2 separate regions of the Homo sapiens genome follow, and region 2 is linked to region 1. Evidence: chromatin loops called from intact Hi-C (ENCODE). Cell type or tissue: Caco-2. All regions are shown on one strand. Each heading gives the region's core, and the rest is flanking DNA. Links, peaks and the distances in the headings are about the cores only. Region 1 overlaps METTL16 (methyltransferase 16, RNA N6-adenosine). Region 2 overlaps METTL16 (methyltransferase 16, RNA N6-adenosine).

Region 1 (15,683 bases), core at 4,548-12,547:
AATCCTGTAGAAGCTGAACCTGATGCAACAAAAACAAAAGCCAAAAGCCTCCCAGTGTTACTCCAAGGTTGGTTTCTAGTCTTTAGATGGTCACTGAGGTGCTAAAAATGGTACAGTCTACCCAGCATGATAAAGCCCTTCCATGCTAGGTCTTTGGTTTAAAAACAAATCAGTTGGCCGGGCACGGTGGCTCACACCTGTAATGTCAGCACGTTGGGAGGCCAAGGCGGGTGAATCACGAGGTCAGGAGATGGAGACCATCCTGGCTAACACGGTGAAACCCCGTCTCTATTAAAAATACAAAAAATTAGCCAGGCGTGGTGGTGGGAGCCTGTAGTTCCAGCTACTCCGGAGGCTGAGGCAGGAGAATGGCATGAACCTGGGAGGCAGAGCTTGCAGTGAGCCGAGATCGCGCCACTGCACTCCAGCCTGGGCGACAGAGCGAGACACCGTCTCACAAAAAAAAAAAAAAAAAAAATCAGTTAAAATAAATAAAAATAAAAACAAATAGGGCTGGGCGCGGTGGCTCACGCCTGTAACCCCAGCACTTTAGGAGGCCAAGGCTGACGGATCACGAGGTCAGGAGATCGAGACCATCCTGGCTAACACGGTGAAACCCTGTCTCTACTAAAAATACAAAAAATTAGCCGGGCGTGGTGGCGGGTGCCTGTAGTCCCAGCTACTCGGGAGGCTGAGGTAGGAGAATGGCGTGAACCTGGGAGGCGGAGCTTGCAGTGAGCCGAGATTGCGCCACTGCACTCCAGCCTGGGCGACAGAGCAAGACTCCGTCTCAAAAATAAACAAATAAATAAATAAAAACAAATCGGTTAAGTGTCACATTCTATTCAAGCTGAACTGACAGTGCTGAACTAAATTGTAGGCTGTCCCTATGGAACTGATTATTGTGAAAAAACACAAACTAAAATCTAATTGCAATGGTCAGATATGATTATAACAAAGCAGTGACATGCAGGGGAGAAAAATAAGATATCAGAGTAGCAATCCTTGCCACCTTACTTATACCAGGCTTAACAACAATATGAGCACCTACCATGAACTCAGTGTCCATAGAATGCTAGTCATTCTACACAACTGCTAACCTTCATGAGGATGTCCTCTCATCCCTCCTTTTCAGGTGAGAAGATTCAGTCTCAGTAAAGCTAAGAAAATTACATAAAATCTCACAGCTAAGGCCGGCCACAGTGGCTCACACCTGTAATCCCAGCACTTTGGGAGGCTGAGGCAGGTGGATCAAGAGGTCAGGAGTTTGAGACCAGCCTGGCCAACATGGTGAAACCCCGTCTCTACTAAAAATAAAAAATAAAAAAATTAGCCAGGTGTGGTGGTTGGCACCTATAATCCCAGCAACTCAGGACGCTGAGGCAGGAGAATTGCTTGAACCCCAGGAGGCAGAGGTTGCAGTGAGCCAAGAACACGCCACTGCACTCCAGCCTGGGCAACAGAGCAAGACTCCGTCTCAAAAAAAAAAAAAAAAAAACAACAAAAAAAACACAGCTGGAACTGGCACCCTCAAGACTGATACTTAACAAGACTAACTTAGAAATGTCCCCTTTCCAAAACACCCCTGATTCCCTTAAGAGACCACTTAGGAGTTAAGCAAATAAGTGACACTCTGACCCACTGAAGGTCTAATGTTTTGTGTGACATTTCTTTTCCATCATTAGTTGAGTTTATATTTTGGTGATTCTTCTTTTTTTTTTTTTTTTTGAGACAATTTCAGCTCACTGCAAGCTCCGCCTCCCGGGTTCATGCCATTCTCCTGCCTCAGCCTCCTGAGTAGCTGGGATTAGAGGTGCGTGCCACCACGCCCGGCTAATTTTTTTGTATTTTTAGTAGAGATGGGGTTTCACTGTGTTAGCCAGGATAGTCTTGATCTCCTGACCTCATGATCCGCCCGCCTTGGCCTCCCAAAGTGCTGGAATTACAGGCAGCCACCACACCCAGCCCAGTAATTCTTCTTTAATACAACTGACAGAATTAAATACAAAGCCATTGTAGGCTGGGCGCTGTGGCTCACACCTGTAATCCCAGCACTTTGGGAGGCCAAAGCGGGCGGATCACTTGACGTCAGGAGTTCGAGACCAGCCTAACCAACATGGTAAAACCCCATCTCTACTAAAAATACAAAAATTAGCCAGCTGTAGTGGCACATGCCTATAATTCCAGCTACTCAGGAGACTGAGGCACATGAATTGCTTGAGCTCAGGTGGTGGAGGTTGCAGTGAGCCGAGATTGGGCCACTGCACTCCAGTCTGGGTGACGCTGTGAGACTCTGTCTCAAAAAAAAAAAAAAAACCATTGTAAAAATGAAGAACATTCTACCAGTGCAGACAATCATCAACAACTCCTACCTAAGCAGGAAGGGGGAAGATTTCTGGGAGCTGCCAGGTCATTTACACCAAGGTAGACTCTCCTATGTCTACCACAGGTTCCTGCGAACCATGCGAGGTTGCAACTATAAATAGGCTCACATTGCTCTCATCTCTAAAAGAAAAACAAGGAAGTTCTCCTCAAGACTGCCGTATCCTCTTCCCATCGCCTCACAGACACATTTCTTCTTCCCTGTAACAAGTCTTTTTAAAAAACTTTTTAAAGATTACTTTTAATTTCTTTTCTTTTTGTTTTTGACAGAGTCTCGCTCTGTTGCCCTGGCTGGAGTGCAGTGGTGCAATCTTGGCTCACCGTAACCTCTATCTCCTGGGTTCAAGTGATCCTCATGCCTCAGCCTCCCGAGTCGCTGGGAGGTTAATTTTTGTATTTTTAGTAGAGATGGGGTTTCTCCATGTTGGCCAGGCTGGTCTCAAACTCCTGGCCTCAAGTGATCCACCCACCTTGGCCTCCCAAAGTGCTGGGATTACAGGCGTGAGCCACTGTGCCCAGTCAAGATTTACTAATTTTTGTGGGTACATGGTAGGTATATATATTTAGGGGGTATATGGGATATACATTGTATTTTTAGCAAATCAAATGTTTGTGGCAATCTTACATCTAGCAAGTGTATTGGTGCCATTTTTCTAATAGCACGTGCCCACTTTATGTCTCTATGCCACATGTCAGTAACTCTCACAATATTTCAAACTTTGTTGTGGTGATTTATGATCAGTGGTCTTTGTTTTTTGTTTTTTTGTGTGTGTATGTTTGTTTTTGTTTTAGTGACTCAGGAGACTGAGGTAGGAGGATTGCTTGAGCCCAGGAATTTGAGGCTACAATGAGCTATAATCCTACCACTGCACTCCAGCCTGGGCAACAGGAACCCTCTCTCTAAAAAAGAAAAACAAGGCCGGGCGTGGTTGCTCACGCCTGTAATCCTAGCACTTTGGGAGGCTGAGGCAGGCGAATCATGAGGTCAGGAGATCGAGACCATCCTGGCCAACATGGTGAAACCCCATCTCTACTAAAATACAAAAAAACAGCCAGGCATGGTGGCGTGCACCTGTAGTCCCAGATACTCGAGAGGCTGAGGCAGAGGAATCGTTTGAACCCGGGAGCCGGAGGTTGCACATCTTATTATTTAAGAAACATTTTAAGGCCATAGATAGTGATTCCTCAGACAGATCTAGGCAAAGTAAATTGAAAACCTTCTGGAAAAGATTCAGCATTCTAGATGCCATTAAAAACATTCAGGATTGGCCAGGCATGGTGGCTCATGCCTGTAATCCCAATACTTTCAGAGGTCGAGAGAGGCAAATCACTTGAGCCCAGGAGTTCAAGACCAGATGGGGTGAAACAACAACGACAAAAAATTAGCTGGGTGTGGCAGCACACACCCAGTCCCAGCTACTTGGGAGGCTGAGGTAAGAGGATCACCTGAGCCCGGGGAGGTTGAGGCTACTGTGAGCCACAATTATACCACTGCACTCTAGCCTGGGCAACAGAGTGAGACCCTGTCTCAAAAACACAAAAAATAAAAGAACATTTGGGATTGATGAGAGGAGGTCATTATCAACATTAATCGAATATGAAAAAGATGATTTCGGCTGGGTGCGGTGGCTCACGCCTGTAATCCCAGCACTTTGAGAGGCCAAGGTGGGCGGATCACGAGGTCAGGAGTTCGAGACCAGCCTGGCTAACATGGTGAAACACTGTCTCTACTAAAAATACAAAAATTAGCCAGGTGTGGTTGTGCGCACCTGTAATCCCAGCTAGCCAGGAGGCTGAGGCAGAAGAATCCCTTGAACCCAGGAGGTGGAGGCTGCAGTGAGCTGAGATCCGGCCACTGCACCCCAGCCTGGGTGACAGAGAAAGACTCTGTCTCAAAAAAAAAAAAAAAAAGAAAAAGATTATTTCAACCCTCATAGGTGAGTCTGACGGGCTCAAGACTTCAGCATGGGAAGTAACTGCAGATGTGCTGAAAATAGCAAGAGAACTAGAATTAAAAGTGAAGACCGGCCGGGCGCGGTGGCTCACGCCTGTAATCCCAGCACTTTGGGAGGCCGAGGCAGGCGGGTCACTTGAGGTCAGCAGTTTGAGATCAGCCTGGCCAACATGGCAAAACCTTGTCTCTACTAAAAAATACAAAAATTATTTGGGCGTGGCAGTGCACACCTGTAATCCCAGCTACTCAGGAGGCTGAGGCAGGAGAATTGCTTGTACCTGGGAGCTGGAGGTTGCAGTGACCTGAGACCACACCACTGCACTCCAGCAGCCAGGGTGACAGAGCGACTCTGTCTCAAAACACACATGCACACACACACACACAAAACAAAACAAAAAAAAAGAAAAAACATCCTACACAAATAGTATTTTTATCTAATTGTGTTCAAGGCATTCATGGATCCTCTCAAAGTCCCTAAGTTCACTCTTCTCTGTATATTTCTGTCTACTTAGTTAGAAATATTTAAAAAAAAGTTCCAAATTACGTCAAACAGTGTTTTTTAGAGATGGGTCTCACCTTGTCGCTCAGGCTGGAGTGCAGTGGTGTAATCATAAGTTCACTGCAGCCTTGAACTCCTGGGATCAAATGATCCCCCCACCTCAGCCTCCCAAGTAGCTGGGATTACAGACGTGCACCACTATACCCTGTCAAACATGTTTTTAAAAATTTCTATACTTTTCAAAATGCTAAGTCTTCATCTTCACTGAAAGTTATTTATCCACATAATTTTCCATTTTGATGCTTTTTGCCTTCTTTTCTACTTTATTTGATTTAGGGGGAACTCTCATTTACCTACTTATTTTTGCGCATCCCTTTACTTTCATTTCTCTGTAATTCCGTTTTAGGTATGTGCTATGATCTGAATGTGTCCCCCAGAATTCCTTTGTTGGAAACCTAATCCCCAATGCCAACAGTGTTAGGAGGTGGGACCTAGTGGGAGAGGTTTAGGTCACGAGGGCTTTGCCCTTATGAATGGATTAATGCTGCTGTTTAAAAAAAAGCTTGCAGAAGTGGGTTTGCCCCCTTCCACCTTCCACCCTGTGAGGATGCAGCAAAAGGGCCCTTAACCAGATGCCAGGGCCTTGCTCTTGGACTTCCCAGCCCCCAGACTATGAGAAATAAATTTCTGTTCTTCATAAATTACCAGTCTCATGCCACTTATGTATGGCATATCGTTTTGTTGTTGTTGTTTTTCTTTTTTATTTTCTTGAGGCAGACTCTTGCTCTGTTGCCCAGGTTGCACTGCAGTGGCACAATCTCGGCTCACTGCAACCTCCACCTCCTGGGTTCAAGCGATTCTCCTGCCTCAGCCTCCCGAGTAGCTGGGATCACAAGTGCGCACCATCACGCCTGGCTTATTTTTGTATTTTTAGTAGAGACGGGGTTTCACCATGTTGGCCAGACTGGTCTCGAACTCCTGACCTCAGGTGATCCGCCCACCTTGGCCTCCCAAAGTGCTGGGTTTACAGGCGTGCGCCACTGCACCCGGCCTTTTTTTTTTTTTTTTTTTTTTTTTGAGATAGGATCTCACTCTGTCGCCCAGGCTGGAGTGTAGTGGCACAATCTCAGCTCACTGCAACCTCTACCTCTCAAGCTCAAGCGATTCTCGTGCCTCAGCCTTCTGAGTAGCTGAGATTACAGGCATATGCCACCACGCCCGGCTCATTTTTGTACTTTTAGCAGAGAAGGGGTCTCTCCATGTTGCCCAGGATGATCTCAAACTTCTGAGCTCAAGCCATTCGCTGGCCTCTCAAAGTGCTGGGAATATAGGCATGAGCCACTATGCCCGGCCTGGCATATCATTTAATAGAGAAATTATTCTCATGCAGTCAACAAATATTAACTCAATGTTTGTGACTTGCCAGGTACCTTTAGATATGTTGTAAAAACACATCTGTTAGGTCTGCTTCAGACTGACAGGTTTTTTTTGGAAACAAGGTCTTGCTCTGTTGCCTAGGCTGGAGTGCAGTGGCGCGATCATGGTTCACTGCAGCCTTGACCCCCTGGGCTCAAGCAGTCCTCCTGCCTCAGCCTCTGAAAGTGCTGTGACTGCAGGTATGAGGCACTGCGCTTGGCCTTTTAAAAAATATACCTCTTAGGCCCGGCGCGGTGGCTCACGCCTGTAATCCCAGCACTTTGGGAGGCTGAGGTGGGCAGATCACGAGGTCAGGAGATCGAGACCATCGTGGCTAACACGGTGAAACCCCATCTCTACTAAAAATACAAAAAATTAGCAGGGCGTGGTGGCGGGCACCTGTAGTCCCAGCTACTCAGGAGGCTGAGGCAGGAGAATGGCGTGAACCCGGGAGGCAGAGCTTGCAGTGAGCCGAGATCGCGCCACTGCACTCCAGCCTGGGCGACAGAGTAAGACTCCATCTCAAAAAAAAAAGAGATCGAGACCATCCTGCCCATCATAGTGAAACCCCGTCTCTACTAAAAATACAAAAATTAGTTGGGCATGGTGGCATGTGCCTGTAGTCCCAGCTACTCAGGAGGTTGAGGCAGGAGAATCTCTTGAACCCGGGAGGCAGAGCTTGCGGTGAGCCGAGACAGCGCCACTGCACTCCAGCCTGGTGACAGAGCAAGACTCTGTCTCCAAACAATGCAAAACAAAACAAAAATCTTAAAAATCCTAACCATCAGCTGGGCGCGGTGGCTCACGCCTGTAATCCCAGTACTTTGGGAGGTTGAGGTGGGCAGATCACTTGAAGTCAGGAGTTCTGAGACCAGCCTGGCCAACATGTTGAAACTCCGTCTTTACTAAAAATACAAAAATTAGATGGCCGTGGTGGTGCGAGCCTGTAATCCCAGCTACTCAGGAGGCTGAGACAGGAGAATCGTTTGAACCCAGGAGGCGGAGGTTGCAGTGAACCAAGATGACATTACTGCACTCCAGCCTGGGCAACAGAGCAAGACTGTGTCTCAGAAAATAATATAAAACTTTAGTGGATGAGGATGGGGATGGGCAAGGCACAAGAATCCTCCATACCACGCCCTTAAGAAAAATTTCAAACTCCTCAGTGGGCCTTATAAAGCACCACAAAGTATAACCATCCCCAGCCCACCTCCTCCTGTCTCTTGTCCACTGCACCCCAGCCACGCTTCACTTCTTCAGTTCCCCTCTGCCCAGTATTCTTTGCACATGCTGCTGCCTCTGCCTGGAATACTCTTCTTTCTACCTGGCTCACTCCACTCATTCCTTAAAACACAACCAAGAGACCATTTCGGTTTCAAATCATTCTCTAAATCCCAAAGTCAGGGTACGGTCTCCTTTTCATGTGATCCCACTGCACATCCCCCGGATTCTCCCATACTAAAAGGTTAACGGCTTATGTATTTGTCCATTTTCCCCACTAGTGTATAAACTAGCGTGTGACTGTGGCAGTGACATCTTTCTTGTTTTTTAAGGCTTTCCTAGAACTGAGCACAATGTGGCTAATCAATAGGTTTTTGTTAAATAGCTGATTAAGTACAATAGTAAGTATAGAGAGGAAACAAACAATGACAAAACTATATCTTTTTTTTTTTTTTTTTTTTAATTACAGGATTTCGCTATGTTGCCCAGGCTGGATTCAGACTCCTGGACTCAAGATCCTCTCACCTCAGCCTCTCATGTAGCTGGGACTACAGATGCACAGTGTTGCACCCCACTAAAATGGTATCTTTCCTAAAGCTACTAGGATCAACATCCACGTATATCACTATGAAACAATGACTTACAAACAATGAGAGAGATGTTATAAACAGAGAAATCCCAATTCAATCTCTTTAGGGTAAGTGACTCCAAAGTAAGGTGCCAAAGGTGATTATGGTATCCAAAGAAAATACCTGAAGTCCTATTTAAATATATTTTTAATTTCTATTTTGAAATATGTTTTCAAATGTACTTAATATATTAACACAGTAAGTAGTACAAGCATTCACATATAGGCTGTGCTCAATTTATTCTATTTTTTTGAGATAGAGTCTCATTCTGTTGCCCAGGCTGAAGTGCAGTGGCATGATCTCGGTTCACTAAAACCTCCGCCTCCCCAGTTCAAGCAATTCTCCCTCCTCAGTCTCCTGAGTAGCTGTGACTATAGTGTGCATCACCACACCCAGCTAATTTTTTGTATTTTTAATAGAGACAGGGTTTTGCTTTGTTGGCCAGGCTGGTCTTGAACTCCTAACTTCAGGTGATCTGCCCACCTCGGCCTCCCAAAGTGATCTTAACCCTTATACTTGGGTGTGGGTGGAGAGTTTCACAGATCCCTTTGAGAATGTGATGACAGCTAAGGATTATCTGTCAGAAAAATGAACATAAATATTTGTTTGAACTCCTGTATGATTTTAAGGGTTATCTTGGCTTCCAGGTTAAGTCTTGCCCCAGGGCCTCCATTTCTAAAGCTATAAGAAGAGGGCTTAGAGTAAAGAAGAGGTGAAGAAAATGCCTCAAGCCCTATGATCCTAATCTTCTTTTTTTCTTTTTTCTTTTTTTTTTGAGATGGAGTCTCAGTCTGTCACCCAGGTTGGAGTGCAGTGGCACAATCTCGGCTCACTGCAACCTCCACCTCTCAGGTTCAAGTGATTCTCCTGCCTCACTCAGCCTCCGGAGTAGCTGGGATTACAGGCTTGCGCCACCACACCCAGCTCATTTTTGTATTTTTAGTAGAGATGAGGTTTTCACCCTGTTGGTCAGGCTGGTCTCAAACTCCTGACCTCAAGTGATCCGCCCACCTTGGCCTCCCAAAGTGCTGGGATTCCAGGCGTGAGCCACCGCGCCCGGCCACTATTATTCTTTCCCTTCCTTTTTCTCCTCTAATCCTGCTCCTCTTCCTTCCCATAGCTGAATCACCACGCCTCTCTCCAGGCAGGCTGGGAATTTCCAATTCCCTCTGTAACTCGCAGAGTTGAGGAATGCAGTTAGAGATAGTTCTTTCTCAGAGGTATAAAAGACACATCAGTCATTCCCATATAGTTATCATAATTTTGCCATTTCCTGAAACACTTATACTATTATTTTCTTAATTTAAAAAAATCAAGGCCGGGCACATGGCTCACACCTGTAATCCCAGCACTTTGGGAAGCCAAGGCGGGCGGATCACCTGAGGCCAGGAGTTCAAGACCAGTCTGGCCAACATGGTGAAACTCTGTCCCTACTAAAAATACAAAAATTAGCCAGGCGTGGTGGTAGAGGCCTGTAGTCCCAGCTACTCAGGAGGCTGAGACAGGAGAATTGCTTGAACTCAGGAGGCAGAGGTTGCAGTGAGGCGAGACTGCACCACTGTACTCCACCCTGGGCAACAGAGACTCCGTCTCAAAAAAATAAAATAAAGTAAAAATAAAAAATCAACTTTCTGGCTTGGTGTGGTGGCTGTAATCTCAGAACCTTGGGAGGCAAAGGAGGGAGGACCACTTGAATCTAGGCGTTTGAGACCAGCCTGGGCAATATGACAAGACCTTGTCTCTACAAAAATAAAAATAAAAATAGCTAAGCATGGTAGGGCACACTTGGCTATTTTTATCTGGGGAGGCTGGGGCAGGAAGACAGCTTGAGCCCAGGAGTTCAATGCTATCACAAGCTATGACTGTGCCACTGCACTCCAGCTTGGGCAACAGAGCAAGATCCTATCTCTAAAAACAAAATAAATAAATAAAAATAAATCAACTTCTTAAATTTAGTAACATCTTAAATAATAATATCTGTGAAATCAGTCCTGATGTCCTGGTTATTATTTTCCTGCCTCACATCAAAATAAACACACACTTATTAAAATATCTTTAGGCCAGGCACAGTGGCTCACACCTGTAATCCCAGCACTTTGGGAGGCCAAGGTGGGCGGATCACGAGGTCAGGAGTTCCAGACCAGTCTGACCAACATGGTGAAACCCCGTCTCTACTAAAAATACAGACGTTGGCTGAGTGTGGTGGCGGGCGCCTGTAATCCCAGCTACTCAGGAGGCTGAGGCAGGAGAATCACTTGAACCTGGGAGGCAGAGGTTGCAGTGAGCCGAGATCATGCCACTGTACTCTAGCCTGGGCAACAGAGCGAGACTTTGTCTCAAAAAAAAAAAAAAAAGTGTTTAGATCCTCACCAGTCACTAAGTTTTAGATCACAAAGAGCACAATCGTAAATCTCTGAAGTTACTCTGGGATTTCCGTAGGGTAAGCAACAATTTGGACATCAAGAGAATTTTTTTTTAAGCCAGAAGGAAACTTAAAAGCATCTGGTCCATTCCTCTAATGTTATACATTAAAAAGCTGAGACCAAGAGAGGTTAAGTGATTTGTCCAAGGTCGCATGGGACGTTTAATCAAATGTCTAAGATTAACACTCAGGTGGGCTTTCTATTACATCATATCCATTTGAATCACACAAGAATAACAGTGATTTTTCATCCGTTACCTACCTCACTCTTCCATTCAGATTTATCTGAACATGCTGCTTAAAATCTGGATATTTGGATGCCAGATATGCAAAGTCAGGAGGTTTGTCCTTGTATCTATTTCTTGCATGCATTGATTTACTCAGAGCCATCTTAAGGAGAGAAAGAGAGAAAGAAAATCAGCATATTTATTAAAAACCATTAATGGGGGCCGGGTGCGGTGCCTCATGCCTCTAATCCCAGTACTTTGGGAGGCCAAGGTAAGTAGATCACCTGATTCAGGAGTTCAAGACCATCCCATCCTGGCCAACATGATGGGATGAAAGCCCGTCTCTACTAAAAATACAAAAAGTAGCCAAGTAGCCGAGCATGGTGGCGGGAGCCTGTAATCCCAGCTACTTGGGAGGCTGAGGCAGGAGAATTGCTTGAACCCAGGAGGTGGAGGGTGCAGTGAGCCGAGATCACGCCATTGCACTCCAGCCTGGGCAACAAGAGCGAAACTCCGTCTCAAAAAAAAAAAAATCAGTGGGGAAAGCTGTGGATGCCAAGTTAATAGTTACAGCCAACATGTCTTTGCCGATCAAGTGAGAAAGTAGAAATCACATTTTTAAAATGCATACAACAAATAAGCACATGAAGAGATGGTGAACATCATTAGTCATCAGGGAAATACAAATCAAAACCACGTGAGACACCACTTCATACCCACTAGGATGGCTGCTGTCAACAAAAAAACAAAAATAAAAAATTAAAAAAACAGAAACAACGAGTGTTCTGCAAGGATGTGAAGAAATTGGAGTTCTCATGCATTGCTGTTGGGAATGTGAAATGGCACAGCTGCTGTCGAAAAACGCTTGGCGGTTCTTTAAAAAGCTAAACATAGAATTACTATCTGATTCAGCAATTCCACTCCTAGGTATATTCCCAAAAGAACTGAAAGGAGGAACTGAAACAGATATTTGTACAGCAGTGTTCATAGTAGTATCATTCCCAAGAGTGAAAAGGTGGGAAACAATCTGAGTGTCCATCAGCAGATGAATGTGGACCAACAAAATACAGTATATCCATACACTAAATATGGATCAACAAAATACAGTATATCCATACCCTAAATATGGATCAACAAAATACAGTATATCCATACACTAAATATGAAAATACGGTATATCCATATAATAAATATGGGTCAACAAAATACGGTATATCCATACCCTAAATATGGATCAACAAAATACGGTATATCCATACACTAAATATGGGTCAACAAAATACAGTATATCCATACAATAAATATGGGTCAACAAAATACGGTATATCCATACACTAAATATGGGTCAACAAAATACAGTATATCCATAAAATAAATATGGGTCAATGAAATACAGTATATCCATACACTAAATATGGATCAACAAAATACAGTAATCCATACAATAAATATAGATTAACAAAACATGGTATATCCATACAATAAATATGGATCAACAAAAGATGGTATATCCATACAATAAATATGGATCAACAAAATATGGTATATCCATACAATAAATATGGATAAACAAAATACAGTATATCCATACAATAAATATGGATAAACAAAACATGGTATATCCATACAGTAAATATGGATCAACAAAATACGGTATATCCACACACTAAATATGGATCAACAAAATACGGTATATCCACACACTAAATATGGATCAACAAAATACGGTATATCCATACAATAAATATGGATCAACAAAATACGATATACCCATACAATACATATGATCAACAAAATATGGTATATCCATACAATAAATATGGATCAAGAAAATACGGTATATACATACAATAAATATTATGCAGCCCTAAGAAGAAATGAAATTCTGATACATGCTACAACATGGAAGAACCCTGAAAACACCATGCTAAGGGAAATAAACCACACACAAAAGGACAAATATTGTATGCTTTCACTTATATGAGGCACCCAGTAGAGGTAAATTTATTACACAGATGGAGAGTGGAATAGAGGTGATGAGGAGCTGGGGAGGGAAGAATGAGGAGTTACTGTTTAATAGGTACAGAGTTTCACTTTGGAATGATGACAAAGTTCTGGAGATAGAGGTGATGGTTGCACAAGAGAATGAACACATTTAATGTCACTGAATGGTACACTTAAAAATGGCTAAAATGGTAAATTTTATGTTATGTATATTTTTCCATGATTTTAAAAATGCAGACAACGTAAGAGTGAGTCTTTTTTTTTAAATCAAGGGAAGAAAGCTGAAAAGTATTCCTTTAAGAGCATCAAAGTGACAGAACACAGTCTGTATATATGATCTATAACCAAGGATATTAGTTAGAGGTTAGTTGTGTTTTGTTTTGTCTTGTTTTGTTTGTTCTGAGACAGTGTCTCACTCTGTCATCCAGGATGGAGTGCAGTAGCACAATCATACCTCACTGCAGCCTCAATCTCCCATGCTCAAACAGTCCTTCCACCTCAGCCTCCCGAGTAGCTGGGACTATAGGTATGTGCCACCATGCCACCACGCCTGGCTAATTTATTTTTAATTTTATTTTTTGTAGAGACAGGGTCTCCCTTTGTTGCCCAGATTGGTTTCCGACTCCTGAGCTCAAGTGATCCTCCTGCCTCAGCCTCCCAAAGTGCTACGACTACAGACATGAACCATCACACCCAGCTTGGGGGTTAGTTTTTACAGTATCCTTACAAGGACTGAATATTTGGTAGTGTACCATAACATCACCAAACTTTGAAAAAATATCTTTGATTCCAACTTAAAGTTTCAATCTTGTCATTCCTAGGTAGCTAAAACCAAATGAAAACGAACATAATTTTGTCTTCTTCCAGATTACAACAAGAAATAAAAGCAAATGTACTTATATCAAGACATAAACACTGAAAGAGAAACTATTATAATGGTTTAGTAAATCTCCAGGTAGTTGGTAATTTAAAAAATATTTTACTATTATATATATATATATCTCTCTCTGGGTGGCAAGTGACTTTTATTTTCTTAATATCTTTATTTTTTACCTTTTAAATAATGATTATTCTTCTAAACAATATTATGTTAGCCAAAAATCTAGGAGTCAGTTGATAGTTTCTCATATCCAAGAAATCACCACTTCTGTAGGTTTTACCTGCTAAATACCTCTTAAATCCACTCTTTTTCCCTGTCCCCAACAATGTCAAGCCCAGAGGCATTTTTTTTTTTTTTTTTTTTTTTTTTTTTTTTTTTTAGATACATGGTTTCGTTATGTTGGCCAGGTTGGTATTGAACTCCTGGCCTCAAGCAATCCTGCCACCTCAGCCTCCCAAAGTGCTAGGATTATAGTTGTAAGCCACCACGCCCGGCCAGAACAGCCTTTTTATTTACTTACTTTTATTTCCTTAGAGACTACATTGCCCAGGCCAGACTTGAACTCCTGAGCTTAAGCAATCCTCCCACCTCGGGCTCCCAAATGGCTGAGACTACAGGTGTGCACCACCGCACCTGGTTTACAGTAGCCTCTTAATTGGTCTCCCTGCATCCACTCTTGTTCTCACCATCCCTCCTTCCACCTCGTAGTGATCATTTCCAAACACAAATCTCAGTATGTCCTTCTCCTATGTCCACCTGCTCAAAACCTTACTCTTAGGATAAAATAAAAAAACATCACTTCAGCCTACATGCAAGGCACTACATGACCTGGCCTTGCCTATCTTTTCACCATCAGTTTAAGTCACATGCCCTTGCTCTTTGTGTCCTTCTACCCTGACCACAGGACCTTTATGCAGGCTATTCTTTTTTTTTTGAGACAGAGTCTCCCTCTGTCACCAGGCTGGAGTGCAGTGGCGCAATCTTGGCTCACTGCAACGTCTGCCTCCCGGGTTCAAGCGATTCTCCTGCCTCAGCCTCCTATGCAGGTTATTCTTTTTATCTGTAACGTTTTTTCCTCCCTCTCTTCAGTCGGCAAATTCTTAGTCATTCTTGGGCTCACAGTTCAAGCACCTCTTCTTCAGGAAGATCTTTCCTTCCCTAATCTCCCCAGTTAAGACAAATCCTCTCCCTCTCCCTCCCCCTCCCCCTCCCTCTCCCTCTCCCCACGGTCTCCCTCTCCCTCTCCCTCTCCCCCTCTTGCCACGGTCTCCCTCTGATGCCGAGCCGAAGCTGAACTGTGCTGCTGCCATCTCGGCTCACTGCAACCTCCCTGCCTGATTCTCCTGCCTCAGCCTGCCGAGTGCCTGCGATTGCAGGCGCACGCCGCCACGCCTGACTGGTTTTCGTATTTTTTTGGTGGAGACGGGGTTTCGCTGTGTTGGCCGGGCTGGTCTCCAGCTCCTAACCGCGAGTGATCCGCCAGCCTCGGCCTCCCAAGGTGCCGGGATGGCAGACGGAGTTGCGTTCACTCAGTGCTCAATGGTGCCCAGGCTGGAGTGCAGTGGCGTAATCGCGGCTCGCTACAACCTCCACCTCCCAGCTGCCTGCCTTGGCCCCGCAAAGTGCCGAGATTGCAGCCTCTGCCCAGCCGCCACCCCGTCTGGGAAGTGAGGAGCGTCTCTGCCTGGCCGCCCATCATCTGGGATGTGAGGAGCCTCTCTGCCTGGCTGCCCAGTCTGGAAAGTGAGGAGCGTCTCTGCCCGGCCGCCATCCCATCTAGGAAGTGAGGAGCGTCTCTGCCCGGCCGCCCATCATCTGAGATGTGGGGAGCGCCTCTGCCCTGCCGCCCCGTCTGGGATGTGAGGAGCATCTCTGCCCGGCCGCCCCGTCTGAGAAGTGAGGAGACCCTCTGCCTGGCAACCGCCCCGTCGGAGAAGTGAGGAGCCCCTCCGCCCGGCAGCCACCCCGTCTGGGAAGTGAGGATCGTCTCCACCCGGCAGCCACCCCGTCCGGGAGGGAGGTGGGGGTCAGCCCCCCGCCTGGCCAGCC
Region 2 (15,683 bases), core at 4,847-12,846, 55 kb before region 1:
CAGAAAGGATAATTCTTCGGGGTGGTGAGGGGTGTCAAAAAAGGAGAAGCATCTTTTTAACCAGAGACTATTTCAAACACAAACCTCTAGATAACTTACTGCACTGTCCAGGAGTCTACCCTTCATGGAAGGGCCATTCAAATGGCACTGGGGAGTGTAATTGAACCCAGCAGCACTTCTAGCTGCAGAGTAGGACAGGCTCAACCTCGGATTTAAGCTCCTGTTTTCAGAAACATGGTAGTATCTGCAAATTGTTCCCTTGTGCTACATGTCTCTACTCCTCTACCCTACAAGAGCAGGAGAAGAGACTCAGACACACAGCAACATGTAAGATGACGTTAGAGACCAAGAGCAGCCAAGAGCTTGGAAGAACAGCACCCAGAACAAGCCCACTGTAGGCGCTGAGGGAGCAAAGCAGCAGGTGTCAGGTCCCCGCACATACTAAGAAAGGAAGAGCACCTGCTGGGCAGTGTGTGCAGACACTTCAGCTGGGAATCTCCAGGCAACAAGAAGCCAACCACACCTGGGAGGGAACTGTGAGAAGCAACAGATGCTGTTCTGTCACTGCCCGGAAAATCATTCAGTCTGGCCAGCTCAGAGGTGGTTTTCCTTTACCTATAGCAGCACTGAGGACAAAGAGACATCTGTGAACAAACCTTTTTTTTTTTTTTTTTTGAGACAGGATCTCACTCTGTTGCCCCAGGCTGAAGTGCAGAAAGTGCAGTGACACGATCAGGGCTCACTGCAGCCTCTACCTGCCAGGCTCAAGTGATCCTCCCACCTCAGCCTCCGCAGCAGCTGGGACTACAGGCATGCGCCATCAAAATACAAAAATTTTTGTATTTTTTGTAGAGACGGGGTTTCACCATGTTGCCTAGGCTGGTTTCGAACTCCTGAGTTCAAGTGATCTGCCCGCCTCGGCCTCCCAAAGTGTTGAGATCACAGGTGTGAGCCACCAGGCCTGGACACAAATCATTTCTTTAAACTTTTTATTCCAGAAAATGTTCTAGCACACACAAAATAGAAAGGAATAATGATCTATCACCCAGCTTCAAAAATGGTTAAGATTCTAGTGCTAATCTGAAAGCCAAGACAGAACCCTTCATTAAAATGATCCCCAAGTGTTGCACATCAAAAGCCTGCAATCCAAAAAGTCAACTTCTACGTTCTCCAGGAGCCCCAAGAGGCAGCTATTCTAGGAAAGCAGCAGTGGTAAGGAAAAGAAAGAGACCTCATTTTCAATTCTTGAGGAATGTCCACCAGCGTAATTATATCTGCAAAATGTTTCTACAGGTTATGTTACCTGAATTTTGTTTTTTAAAAAAATTTTTATTTATTTCATTTTTAATATTTTTGAGACAGAGTCTTGCTCTGTGGCCCAGGCTGGAGTGCAGTGGCACAATCTCAGCTCACCGCAACCTCCGCCTCCTGGGTTCAAGCAATTCTCGTGCCTCAGCCTCCCGAGTAGCTGGGACTACAGGAGTGCCACCACGCCCAGCTAATTTTTGCATTTTTAGCAGAGACACAGTTTCACCATGTTGGCCAGGCAGGTCTCAAACTCCTGGCCTCAAGTTATCCGCCCAGCTCGGCTTCCCAAAGTGCTGGGATTACAGGCATAAGCCACCATGCCCAGCCAAATTTTTAATTCCTAAAAGATACATTTCTGTCAGCTGAGCAAAAATCACTATGTTGTACAGACTCACAGAGGAAGGCTCCACAGTCTCCAGGACCAGCCTTCTAGGACTGTGTCTTGGTTACAACCCCTTTCCATTCTGACATAAGCATTTGGGACAAACTTCAGTTAAACAGGACACTACCAATTCAGTTCACTTATGATGGACTGAAACCCACCATGTGCTGGCAGGTGGTGAAGCGGAGCAAGGTCTGTACTTACTGGTACTGTGACATCATCATAAAAACTCCAAGCTAAGGCCCATCTCATTGTCCGACCTTGACAGAATTCAGTGTACGTTACTTTGGGAACCTGAAACCAACAAAGACAGCATCTCATCAAACTGCAATCATTCTACCAATATGTTTCTGGCTGCTGCGTCATGCCATATTATGTTGATCCTTCTTTTTAATCAGTTAACAAACAATATTACCAAACAACAGTTATAGATAGCTGCCTAATAATGAATGAATAAATCATCTCTCAACAAAGTTATATTTTTTCCTCCCATAAAACATAAGAGAATTTACAGATATGACTTGAAGGTTCAAATATATGAAACACTGAAAACACAGCTCTTTAGAGAATTATTTGTAATATGACTCAAGTGAGTTTTTTTGTTTTTTGTTTTTTTGAGACAGAGTCTTGCTCTGTCACCCAGGCTGGAGTGCAGTGTGCGGTCTTGGCTCACTGCAACCTCCACCTCCCAGATTCAAGCAATTCTCCTGCCTCAGCCTCCCGAGTGGCTGGGATTACAGGCGCATGCCACCACGCCCAGCTAATTTTTGTATTTTTAGTAGAGATGGGGTTTCACCATCACTGGTCTCAAACTCCTGACCTCAGGCGATCCGCCCACCTCGGCCTCCCAAAGTGCTGAGATTACAGGTGTGAGCCACCACACCCAGCCTCAAGTGATTTTTTGTTTTCTTTTTTAGAAAGAAAGTCAACCAAAGTCTGGGCTAGACACAGGTAGGTAATCTGTTTTATCAATCAGATTTTAGGAAAGGTAAAGGAACTAGTTTGTAGCTCTCACAATTTACCCAAGAAATGGTATTGTGAGGAAAAGAGGAGGAATAGGACGTCAGAGAGAAACCAGAGACCAGAAACTCTGCTCCTCCCACTGGCTTGCATCTGACCCTTTTGCTGAGAAGTCCTCTGACTCACACTAAAAACCAGAAACTGGGAGGAAAGTGGAAGTGGCGGTGGGAGTATTTATTTTATTTAAAAGAAAATTTTTTGGGGAGACAGGGTCTCGCTCTGTCGTCCAGATTGTAGTGCAGTGGCGTGATCTTAGCTTGCTGCAACTTCAACTTTCCGGGCTCAATGGATCCTCCCACCTCAGCCTCCTGGGTAGTGGGGACTACAAGCACGCGCCATCACACTTGGCTAACTTTTTGTATTTTTTTGTTGAGATGAGATTTCGCTGTGTTGCCCAGGCTGGTCTTGAATTCCTAGGTTCAAGCAATCTGCCCGCCTCAGCCTCCCAAAGTGCTGTGATTACAGACATGAGCCACTTTGCCCGGCCTGGGAGTACTTACTTGCGACCTGCCTTCTGAAACAGGAGCACGGGGCTCTGCTCTTGTGGAATGTCATCCTAGTGGGAAGCACAGGGGACCGAGACCGTGTGCTGGTGCTGTTCCCCCAGAGCTAACTGCATGGCCCACAACAAGCCCTTAAACCTATGTAGCTTGAGTTTCTGGATCTATAAAGGAGTGAGTTGAACTTGTCTTGGAGGCATAGTAAAAAATAAAAATTAAAAAAATATTAAAAAGGAGTTCGATGTGAGGTCAGTGGTAGATACCAGGTTTTTTGATTTCTGGCTTCTCTCTGACATTCTACTCACCCTGTTTTTCTCCACCTTTCTCTATAATTGTCAAAAAAGGCCTTGTTTTAATAATCTATAAAAAATATATTTTAGCCCTAAAAATATAAAACTTAGAAAACAAAACAAAAAACATATTTAGAGTTTTAGAGTATAAAGAAAATTCTATACTCAAAACTACCATCAGAGTAGACACAGGTCAGGTGCATGGGTCACGCCTGTAATCCCAGCACTTTGGGAGGCCAAGGTGGAAGGATCACTTGAGGCCAGTAGTTTGAGACCAGCCTGGGCAATACAGCAAGACCCTATCTTTATAAAAAATAAGGATTACTTGAGTACAGGAGTTTGAACTAGTCTGGGCAACACAGAGAGACCTTGTTTCTACTAAAAATTTAAAAATTAGCTGGGCGTGGTGGTGTGTGCCAACAGTCCCAGCTACTTGAGAGGCTGAAGTGGGAGGATTGCTTAAGCCTAGATGTTTGAGGTTGCAGCAAACTATGACTGTGCAACCACACTACAGTCTGGTTGACAGAGCAAGACACCATCTTTTTTTTTTTTTGAGACGGAGTCTCGCTGTGTCACCAGGCTGGAGTGCAGTGGCACGATCTCAGCTCACTGCAACCTCTGCCTCCCAGGTTCAAGAGATTCTCCTGCCTCAGCCTCCCCAGTAGCTGGGACTACAGGCGCGTGCCACCATGCCCGGCTAATTTTTGCATTTTTAGTAGAGATGGGGTTTCACCATGTTGCCCAGGATGGTCTCGATCTCTTGACCTCATGATCCGCCCACATCGGCCTGCCAAAGTGCTGGGATTACAGGCGTGAGCCACTGCGCCCAGCCCGACCCCATTTCTCAAAAAAAAACAAAAACAAAACAGTAGATATATGAAAAAAAACCTCAAGATGGACTAAAGACTTGAATATAAGACCTGAAAGTACAAAAAATACTAGAAGACTTGGTCCCAAAGGAAAAGAAATCATTAGGTGGGGTGCAATGGTGCACACCTGTAATCCCAGCACTTTGGGAGGCTGAGGTGAGAGGACTGCTTGAGCCCAGGAATTTGAGACCAGCCTGGGCAACATGGCAAGACCCCATCACTACTAAAGAAAAACAAAATTAGCTAGGCATGGTGCCATCTGCCTATAGTCCCAGCTACTCAGGAGGCTGAGGTAGGAGGATGGGTTGAGCCCAGGAGTTCAAGGTTACAGTGAGTCATGATCCCACCACTGTACTCCAGCCTGGGAACAGAGCTAGACTTGATCTCAAAAAAAAAAAAAAAAAAAAAAAAAAGAAGAAGAAGAAGAAGAAAAGAAAAGAAAGAAAAGATATCTGGACTTGAATAAACTTAAGTATCCATCAACAAAGGACTGGATTTTAAAAATGCAGTATACATACACAATGGAATACTATTCAGCCATAAAAAAGAATGAAATTGTGTCTTCAGCAACATGGACAGAACTGGAGGCCATTATCTTAAGTGAAACAACTGAGACAAATACCACGTGTTCTTACTTCTAAGTAGGAGTTAAATAATGTGTACACATGGAAGCAAAGTATGGAATGACGGGCAAAGGGAGACTTGTGGTTGGGGAGTGGGAGACCGGGTGACGGGAGGTTGCTTGGTGGGTAGGACATGCACAACGACATGAATTGTTCCGGTGACAGTTACACTGAAAGCCCTGACTTCACCACAATGCAATATATCAATGTAGCAAAACTGTACTTGTGCCCCATGGATACAAAGAAAAGTAGCTACACGAGAACAGTAATGAGGAAGCCTCACCCCTTGTATGCGAAGCTCCTCCTTCAGAGGCGCCAGGCTGCATTTCTTTCCCAGCATGCAGCTATACCATCTAGGAAAAAAAAAATCAGACAAGTAAATACGGTTTATGTGGTTAAAATTTTAAACTAAGCATTATTCAAGTGAATAAGATGAGAACAGTAACAAACAAACATTGAGTAAGGTCACAAGTGAAAAATATCAGGAATTACATACAATGTATTTCGACAAAGACCAAATCTAATGATGGAAAACAAGCCCAAGGCAACTTAAAAAATAAATAAATAAATAAATGTACTTAGCCTCTCCAATGCTTCAGGGCTATGTATTAAATATTTGGAAAAAGAGTAAAGAAGTCTCATCTGTCATGCTTACAACGAAGGCCGTTTATCTCTAGGACAGAAATTAGAAAATAAAAAACAACAAAAACATAATACTAAGAGAACTCAAGATTAGATCCAGCATGAACCTGTATTGTGAGATGTCCTCATCTGCACGTAATTTAAGGATAGATAATGCATTTGAGTTTCAACAGATCATGAAATCAATTTGCTCTAGAGTAAAAACAAATCCAGAAGAAGGAATGTGGAGAAGTTGGACTGAACTGATTAAAAGGTAAAGGGATAGAATATACTGCTTCTGATTATTCTAAAAAGTTTGTAAAGGACCTTTGCTTCAGCCCATGAAAGATTAGTTACTATGGGAATTGCCCTTCCACCATAAACAACCAGGAAACTGGACAAAACATATAAAATAGCTGTTTTTCAGACATTGGATAACTGGCAGTGCAGACCTACAGTCCCAGAAACAAATGAGGTGAGCCTGCATTTGCTAGAGCTTTCCTAGAAGGAAATTCCCAGACTGCAGTACAGGGAAAAGAAATTCAAACACAGTCCAACGTCTTGCTGAGTTGATGAGACACAGATCAAAGTTCAGAGATGCTGACGGAGTTACGATTTGTAAAGCAAATTAACAAGAGCAAATGAAACCCAAGTAAGAAGAAGAAAGGAAAAAAAAAAAGATTAGAGCAGAAACTGAGGAAAGAGAAAACAGGAAAACAATGGAGAAGAATGATGAAACCAAGAGCTGGTTCTATGAAAACAAATTTTCTTGAAGTCAAGAAAAAAAGAAGACAGAACTCTCAGTATCAGAACTGAAAGAGGGGACGTCCCACAGACCCTATAGGTATTAAGAGGGGACGTCCCGCAGGTCCTACAGGTATTAAAGGGTGTGAAGAGGTATAGAACAACTTTTTGCCAATAAATTTCACAACTTAGATGAAACAAATTGCTTCAAAAACACAAACTACCCAAGATTACTCAGGAAGAAATAGATAACTTCAATAGTTCTTTTTTTTTTTTGAGATAGTCTTGTTCTGTTGCCCAGGCTGGAGTGCAGTGGTACCATCTGGGCTCACCGCCACCTCCGCCTTCCGGGTTGAGGTAATTCTCCCGCCTCAGCCTCGCAAGTAGCTGGGATTATATGTGTGTGCCACCACGCCCAACTAATTTTTTTGTTTTTGAGACAGAGTACCACTCTGTCGCCCAGGCTGGAGTGCAGTGGCGTGATCTCCACTCACTGCAACCTCCACTTCCGGGCTCAAGCGATTTTCCCGCCTCAGCCTCCTGAGTAGTTGGGATTACAAGCGTGCGCCACCACACCCGGCTAATTTTCTTTTGTATTTTTAGTAGAGACAGGGTTTCACCATGTTGGACAGGCTGGTCTCAAACTCCCGCCTCAGCCTCTCTAAGTGCTGGAATTACAAGCATGAGCCACCATGCGTGACAGAGAAATAGATAACTTGAATAGTTCTCTATCAATTAAAGAAACTGAATTTGTATTAACTTTCCAGACCCAAGTCACTTCACTAGTGAATTCTACTAAACATTTAAGGAAGAAATAATATTAATTATATGCAAACTCTTCCAAAAAATATTAAAGAGGGAACACTTCCCCAACTCATCTTATAAGGCCAGTATTACATCAACAAATCATATCATTTCTTTTTTTTTTTTTTTGAGACACAGTCTCACTCTGTCACCCAGGCTGGAGTGCAGTAGCACGATCTAGGCTCGCTGCAAGCTCCACCTCCTGAGTTCAGGCCATTATCCTGCCTCAGCCTCCCGAGTAGCTGGGACTACAGGCGCCCACCACGACGCCCGGCTATTTTTTTTTTATTATTATTTTTATTTTTAGTAGAAACGGGGTTTCACCATGTTAGCCAGGATGGTCTCGATCTCCTGACCTCGTGATCCGTCCACCTCGGCCTCCCGAAGTGCGGGGATTACAGGGGTGAGCCACCGCACCTGGCCTTATTTCTTATAATGATAAGAAAGGTATAGACCAGGTATCCTTCATGAACATAAGATATAAAAATCCTTAACAAGGGAGGGTAGGCTGGGAAAAGGGAAGATGTTGGTGGGAGGGCACAAAGTTTCAGACAGCAGGAATAAGTTTTAGTTTTTAGCATAGCATGTTGACTATAGTTAATAATGACATATTACATATTTCAAAATTGCTAAAAGATTAGACTTAAAATGTTCTCACCACACAAAAAATTGGGTGAGGCATATGTTAGTTAGTTTGATTGAATCATTTAACAATAAATACATACAGCCATGAGTCACATAAGGACATCTCAGTCAGTAACAGATGGCACTTACAACAGGGGGTCCCATAAGATTAAAATGGAGTTGAGGCCGGGCACGGTGGCTCACACTTTGGGAGGCTAAGGCGGCAGATCACTTGAGGCCAAGAGTTCGAGACTAGCTTGGCCAACATGGTGAAACCCTGCCTCTGCTAAAAATACAAAAATTAGCCAGATGTGGTGGTGGGCATCTATAATCCCAGCTACTCAGGAGGCTGACGCAGGAAAATAGCTTGAACCCCAGAGGTGGAGGTTGCAGTGAGCAGAGATCACACCACTGCACTCCAGCCTGGGCTACAGAGCGAGACTCTGTCTCAAAATAAAATAAAGTAAAATAAAATAAAATAAAATGAAGTTGAAAAATTCCTATTGCCTAGTGATGTCGTAGCTGTTGCAACATCATAGCACAGTTTTAAAAAATAAAGTGTAGCTTAAGTGTACGGTGTTTATAAAGTCTACAATACTATACAGTGATGTTCTAGGCCTTCATATTCGCTCGCCACTCTCTCACTGACTCACACAGAGCAGCTTCTAGTCCTGCAAGCTCCACTCATGGTAAGTGCCCTACACAGATGGACCATTTTTTTTTTTTTTTTTTGAGATGGAGTTTCGCTCTGTCGCCCAGGCTGCAGTGCAGTGGCGTGATCTTGGCTCACTGCAAACTCTGCCTCCCGGGTTCAAGCAATTCCCCTGCCTCAGCCTCCCGAGTAGCTGGGAGTACAGGCACCCCCTCCACCACTCCCAGCTAATTTTTGTATTTTTAGTAGTGACAGGGTTTCACCATGTTGGCCAGGCTGGTCTTGAACTCCTGACCTCAGGTGTTCCACCCACTTAGGCCTCTCAAAGTGCTGGAATTAGAGGTGCATGCCACCATGCTAGGCTAATTTTTTGTATTTTTAGTAGAGACAGGGTTTCACCATGTTAGCCACAATGGTCTCCATCTCCTAACCTCGTGATCCACCCACCTTGGCCTCCCAAAGTGCTGGGATTACAGGTGTAAGCCGCCGTGCTCAGCCCATTTTTATCTTTAATTTTTACTGTCCCTTTTCTATGTTTGATATGTTTACATACACAAAACTTACCACTGTGCTAAAACTGCCCATGGTATTCAATACCATGCTGTACATGCCGTACAGGTTTGTAGCCTAGAAAACACAGGCTATTATTACATTATAGGCCTAGGTGTGTAGTAGGCTATATCATCTATAGCATTCACACAATAACAAAAAAATCACCTAATGATGCATTTCTCAGATTTCCCCCCTCATTAAGCAACACATGACTGTATATTAAAACATCACCTTGTACCCCCCAAAAAATACAACTATTATTTGTCAAGTAAAAATAAAATGCATATAAAGGTCAGGGATTTATATGCGTGGTGGCTCACGCCTGTAATCCCAGCACTTTGGGAGGCTGAGGTGGGTGGATCACTTGAGGTCAGGAGTTTGAGACCAGCCTGGCCAATATGGCAAAACCCCGCCTCTACTGAAAATACAAAAATTAGACAGGTGTGGTGGCACACACCTGTAATCCTAGCTACTCAGGAGGCTGAGACAGGAGAATTGCTTGAACCCGAGAGGCAGAGGTCACAGTGAGCTGAGATGGTGCCACTCCACTCCAGCCTGGGCAACAGAGTAAGACTCTAACTTAAAAAAAAAAAATTAATTAATTTAAAAAATAATAAAATAAAAGGTATATAAAAAAGGCTTTAAAATCCTTAATAAAATACTAGTAAATTTAATCCAGCAATATATAAAAAGAATAATACATTATAACCAAGGGGCATTTACTACAAGAAGGCAAGGCTGGTTTAATATTCAAAAATCAATATCTATAAGTCACTGTATTAATGGACTAAAAAGGACAAACCACATTATCACCTCAATAGACTAGAAAAAGCATTTGGAAAAAGTCAATGCTTTTTCATGACAAAACTCATCATTCATGATTAAAAACTCTAAACAGACTAGAAATAGAAGAAAACTTCCTCAACCTAATAAAGTGAATCTAAGAAACAAACAAAACCCCCAAACCAAAAAACTCTGTAACAGCCAACATCATCATGGTCAAAGTATAATAAAACTGCCTTAAGATTGGGAATGATGCAAGATGGCCACTCTTCACCACTTCTATTCAAAATTGTGCTGGAGATCCTAGTCAGTACAAGTAAGGCAAGAAAAAGAAATAAAATGCATACAAACTGAAATGAAAGAAGTAAAACTGCCTTTACTTCTGCCTTTACATCACAGAAGACATGGTCTTCTACGCAGAAAATTCCATGAAATCTAGGAAAAACCTATTAGAACTAATAAGTGAGTTCAGCAAGGCCACAGAATGAAAGGTCAACACAAAATCAATTGTTGGGGCCAGGTGCAGTGGCTCACACCTGTAATCTCAGCACTTTGGAAGGCCAAGGTGGGTAGATCACAAGGTCAAGAGATCAAGAGCATCCTGGCTCTCCCTCTCCCTCTCCCTCTCCCTCTCCCTCCACGGTCTCCTTCCACGGTCTCCCTCTGATGCCGAGCCAAGGCTGGACGGTGCTGCTGCCATCTCGGCTCACTGCAGCCTCCCTGCCTGATTCTCCTGCCTCAGCCTGCTACGCCTCACTGGTTCTCGTTTTTTTTTTGGTGGAGACGGGGTTTTGCTGTGTTGGCCGGGCTGGTCTCCAGCTCCTAGCCGTGAGTGATCCGCCAGCCTCGGCCTCCCGGGGTGCCGGGATTGCGGATGGAGTCTCGTTCACTCAGTGCTCAGTGGTGCCCAGGCTGGAGTGCAGTGGCGTGATCTCGGCTCGCTACAGCCTCCACCTCCCAGCCGCCTGCCTTGGCCCCCCAAAGTGCCGAGATTGCAGCCTCTGCCCAGCCGCCACCCCGTCTGGGAAGTGAGGAGCGTCTCTGCTTGGCCACCCATCGTCTGGGATATGAGGAGCCTCTCTGCCTGGCTGCCCAGTCTGGAAAGTGAGGAGCGTCTCTGCCCGGCCGCCGTCCCATCTAGGAAGCGAGGAGCGCCTCTTCCCCGCCGCCTTCCCATCTAGGAAGTGAGGAGCGTCTCTGCCCGGCCGCCCATCGTCTGAGATGTGGGGAGCACCTCTGACCCGCCGCCCTGTCTGGGATGTGAGGAGCGCCTCTGCTGGCCGCAACCCTGTCTGGGAGGTGAGGAGCGTCTCTGCCCGGCCGCCCCGTCTGAGAAGTGAGGAAACCCTCTGCCTGGCAACCGCCCCGTCTGAGAAGTGAGGAGCCCCTCCGTCCAGCAGCCACCCCGTCTGGGAAGTGAGGAGCGTCTCCGCCCGGCAGCCACCCCGTCCGGGAGGGAGGTGGGGGGGGTCAGCCCCCCGCCCGGCCAGCCGCCCCGTCCGGGAGGTGAGGGGCTCCTCTGCCCGGCCGCCCCTACTGGGAAGTGAGGAGCCCCTCTGCCTGGCCAGTCGCCCCGTCCAGGAGGGAGGTGGGGGGGGTCAGCCCCCCGCCCGGCCAGCCGCCCAGTCCGGGAGGTGAGGGGCGCCTCTGCCCGGCCGCCCCTACTGGGAAGTGAGGAGCCCCTCTGCCCGGCCAGCCGCCCCGTCCGGGAGGGGGGAGGGGGGGTCAGCCCCCCGCCCGGCCAGCCGCCCAGTCCGGGAGGGAGGTGGGGGGATCAGCCCCCCGCCCGGCCAGCCGCCCCGTCCGGGAGGGAGGTGGGGGGGTCAGCCCCCCGCCTGGCCAGCCGCCCCATCCGGGAGGGAGGTGGGGGGTCAGCCCTCCACCTGGCCAGCCGCCCCGTCCGGGAGGGAGGTGGGGGGGGTCAGCCCCCCGCCCGGCCAGCCGCCCCGTCCGGGAGGGAGGTGGGGGGATCAGCCCCCCGCCTGGCCAGCCGCCCCGTCCGGGAGGTGAGGGGCGCCTCTGCCCGGCCGCCCCTACTGGGAAGTGAGGAGCCCCTCTGCCCGGCCAGCCGCCCCGTCCGGGAGGGAGGCGGGGGGGTGGGGGTCGGCCAGCCGCCCTGTCCGGGAGGGAGGTGGGGGGGTCAGCCCCCCGCCCGGCCGGCCGCCCCGTCCGGGAGGTGAGGGGCGCCTCTGCCCGGCCGCCCCTACTGGGAAGTGAGGAGCCCCTCTGCCCGGCCACGACCCCGTCTGGGAGGTGTGCCCAGCGGCTCATTGGGGATGGGCCATGATGACAATGGCGGTTTTGTGGAATAGAAAGGCGGGAAGGGTGGGGAAAAAATTGAGAAATCAGATGGTTGCCGGGTCTGTGTGGATAGAAGTAGACATGGGAGACTTTTCATTTTGTTCTGTACTAAGAAAAATTCTTCTGCCTTGGGATCCTGTTGATCTGTGACCTTATCCCCAACCCTGTGCTCTCTGAAACATGTGCTGTGTCCACTCAGGGTTAAATGGATTAAGGGCGGTGCAAGATGTGCTTTGTTAAACAGATGCTTGAAGGCAGCATGCTCGTTAAGAGTCATCACCACTCCCTAATCTTAAGTACCCAGGGACACAAACACTGCGGAAGGCCGCAGGGTCCTCTGCCTAGGAAAACCAGAGACCTTTGTTCACTTGTTTATCTGCTGACCTTCCCTCCACTATTGTCCTATGACCCTGCCAAATCCCCCTCTGCGAGAAACACCCAAGAATGATCAATAAAAAAAAAAATAAAATAAAAAAAATAAAAAATAAAAAAATAAAAAAATAAAAATAAAATTTAAAAAAAAAAAAAAAAAAAAAAAAGAGCATCCTGGCCAACATGGTGAAACCCCATCTCTACTAAAAATACAAAAATTAGCTGGGTGTGGTGGTGCGCGCCTGTAGTCCCAGCTACTTGGGAGGCTGAGGCATGAGAATCGCTTGAACCTGGGAGACAGAGGTTGCAGTGAGCCGAGATTGCGCCACTGCACTCCAGCCTAGTGACAGAGCAAGACTCCGTCTCAAAAAAAAAAAAAAGTAAAATACTAATAAAATAAATCAACTGTATTTTCTTATAGTAGCAATACCTAACTAGAAATTAAAATTTTAAAATGCCATTTACGGTAGCATGAAAATACATAAAATACTTAGGAATAAAGTTCGTATAATGTGTGTAAAGGTGAAAGATATTGAAGACCTAAATAAATGAACAGCTAAACCAGGTTGGAATGGAAGACTCATTATTGTTAAGGTATCAATTCTTTCCAACTTGACCTATAAATTCAACACAATCCCAACCATACATTTTCATGAAAATTGATAAACTGATGCTAAAATTTATATGGAAATGCAAAAGATTTCAAGTAGCTAAAACAAATTTTTTTCCATAAAGACAGGGTATGCCTATGTTGCACAGGCTGGTCTCAAACTCCTGGATGCAAGCAATCCTCCTGCCTCAGCCTCCCAACGTGCTGGGATTACAGGCGTGAGCCACCATGTCTGGCTTAAAACAATTTTGAAAACAAAAAACAAACAAAAAAAAACAAAGATAGAGGATTTATACTGCCAGATTTCAAGACTTCTACAAAGCTATGATAATTCAGACCATATGGTACTGGCATAAGATAGACACAGATTAACAGAATGGAACAGAGTCCAGAAATAACTCACTTACACGGTCAGCTGATTTTAAACAAAGGCCACTAAAGGTTTGGTCTTTTTAAAAGAGATTTATAGAAATGGAAAGGCAACTATAGACTGGGAGGAAATACTTGCAAAACACATTTGACAATGGACTGTATTCAGAATCTATAAAGAACTGCCAATCAGTAAGATTAATAAACCAATAAAAAGGAGATACAGGAATGGCCAATAAGCACATGCGGATACTCCCTATCACCAGCCACCAGAGAAATGCAAATTCCAATCATAATGAGATACCACTACCTACCCGTTAGAACAGATACATTTTTAAAAGGTGACAACAGTACCAAATGGTGTCAACGGAAACTCTCAGATATTGCTGGTGGGAATGTAAAATGCTGTATAGTCACTTTGAAAAGCAGCTTCTTAATAAAGTTAAACATACACTTACAACAGGACCAGGAGTCCTACTCTCAGGTATTTACTTAAGATGGAGGAAAATTTAATTAGACACAAAAAATTATAAGCAAATGTTCAGTTTTATTCCTACTAGCCAAAACCTGGAAATGACCCAAATGTCCTTCAACTGGCAAATGGATGAACGAACTGTGGTATACTCAGCCTATTTAGCAACAAAAGGGACAGGCCACTGACACAAAAAATCATGGATATGCTGCTACGTGAAAGAAAGCAGACAATCAAAACCTACATTTTCTATGACTCCATTTGTATGAAAAGTCTAGAACACACAAAACTGTTGTGACAGAAAGTACATCAGGGCTACAGGAAGCTGGGAGCAGAGTGTGGACAGACTGCAGAGGGGAACAGGAAACTTTTCAGGGTGATGGAAATGTTCCACATTTGTCTAAACTCATCCAACTGCACACTTAAATGGGAGTTACTCAAGTTTACCTCAGGACGACTGACTGAAATATATAAATTTATAAATGGGATTATCTTATACCTTCAAATACACATAAAATAAGGTTAACCATATCGTAACGTTTTACATGTTTCCTTCTTGTTTTGTAACAGCTTAGCCAAACTAACAATACATATTCTGTCTCCTGCTTTTCTCACTAAGCATTATAATCAACCTGTGTCATTCAAAATTCACCTAATCGCATTAAAAGGGAAATTTCAGATTAAGGGATATACATTCAATATTTAATTGTTTATATACAAAATGCCTACTACAAGATGAATTTTCAAGAATTTAATTTCAAGAATTTAAATTTCAAGAAATTTCAAGAATTTAAATTCTAAGAGAATTTAAGAGCCTCTAAAATCACCAATTAGGTTAAAACTGTATGAAACTGACATTTTTATACATCAAAAACTGTTTTATAGGTCAAAAACTATTGAAGACTGGCAATCTGGTATTTCGACCTCATACATTAAATAACATAAATGAAAAATCTAATTATTTTAAAAGTATGAAAAATACTATTATATTACTTTAGAAACAGTGGGCATCAACAAATATTTTGTCTTCACTGTGAATTCAACAAGAGGTGACCACATCTATTTTTGTTTAGGCAATCCTTTTTCCCTTTGAAAATAAAGAAATAATTGTTATAGCTAAAACACTTTAAACAAACCCCGGTAAAGTTATTTAAAGGATAATAAATTTCATTTGGTGGTTTAAAAATGTTTAGAAGAAAAATAATATGTTCCCTTTAAGAAAGTATCATCGGGCACAGCGGCTCACGCCTGTAATCCCAGCACTTTCGGAGGGCGAGGTAGGAGGATCACTTGGGGTCAGGAGTTCGGGACCAGCCTGGCCAACATGGGAAACCCTGTCTCTATTAAAAAATACAAAAAAATTTAGCTGGTGTGGTGGTGCGCACCTGTAGTTCCAGGTACGCAGGAGGCTGAAGCAGGAGAATCGCTTGAACCCAGGAGGCGGAGGTTGCAGTGAGCTGAGATGGTGGCACTGCACTCCAGCCTGGGTGACAGAGGTAGACTCTGTTTCCAAAAAAAAAAAAAGAAAAGAAAAGAAAGAAAGTGTATAAATGGATTCATTAACCAGGAATTTAAAGCCTTGGGTATATTATGAACAAGAGGAAGGAAGAGAAATCGGGAGCAATTAGTGCTGACACAGTAACAGCATAAAACAGGTTAACAGTTTCCTTTAAAACTAGCATTCCTCAACAGATTAGATAGATCAGAGCTATCAGAAGCCAAGAAGCGGCACAGAACAACAAAAAAAGATACTGGCTTGGCGTGGTGGCTCACATCTGTAACCCCAG

The links. Peaks named below come from ENCODE experiments on the same cell type or tissue, not always from the same donor. Only the 100,000 strongest peaks of a DNase experiment are listed, where the experiment ranks them.
Region 2: a loop joins it to region 1, with 5 times the contacts of the local background. A loop is called at or near these places in 2 of 110 quality-filtered maps.

Annotation. Positions count from the first base shown.
Region 1 is chr17:2,491,419-2,507,101 of GRCh38, forward strand. It overlaps METTL16 (methyltransferase 16, RNA N6-adenosine), which reads right to left. Exons shown (of 10, transcript NM_024086.4): 2 at 10,786-10,913. The coding sequence starts at 10,913. Among named protein-coding and RNA genes, the nearest start is that of METTL16, 13 kb to the right of the region's middle. RefSeq lists enhancers at 4,006-4,506, 9,205-9,706, 9,707-10,206, 14,526-15,437, 15,438-15,683. In Caco-2, for the core only: no CTCF peak of the experiment used is centred there; a DNase peak (open chromatin) is centred at 8,759.
Region 2 is chr17:2,436,215-2,451,897 of GRCh38, forward strand. It overlaps METTL16 (methyltransferase 16, RNA N6-adenosine), which reads right to left. Exons shown (of 10, transcript NM_024086.4): 7 at 5,276-5,345; 8 at 1,895-1,984. Among named protein-coding and RNA genes, the nearest start is that of MNT, 43 kb to the left of the region's middle. RefSeq lists an enhancer at 1-335. In Caco-2, for the core only: no CTCF peak of the experiment used is centred there; no DNase peak of the experiment used is centred there; H3K4me3 peaks cover 267 bases.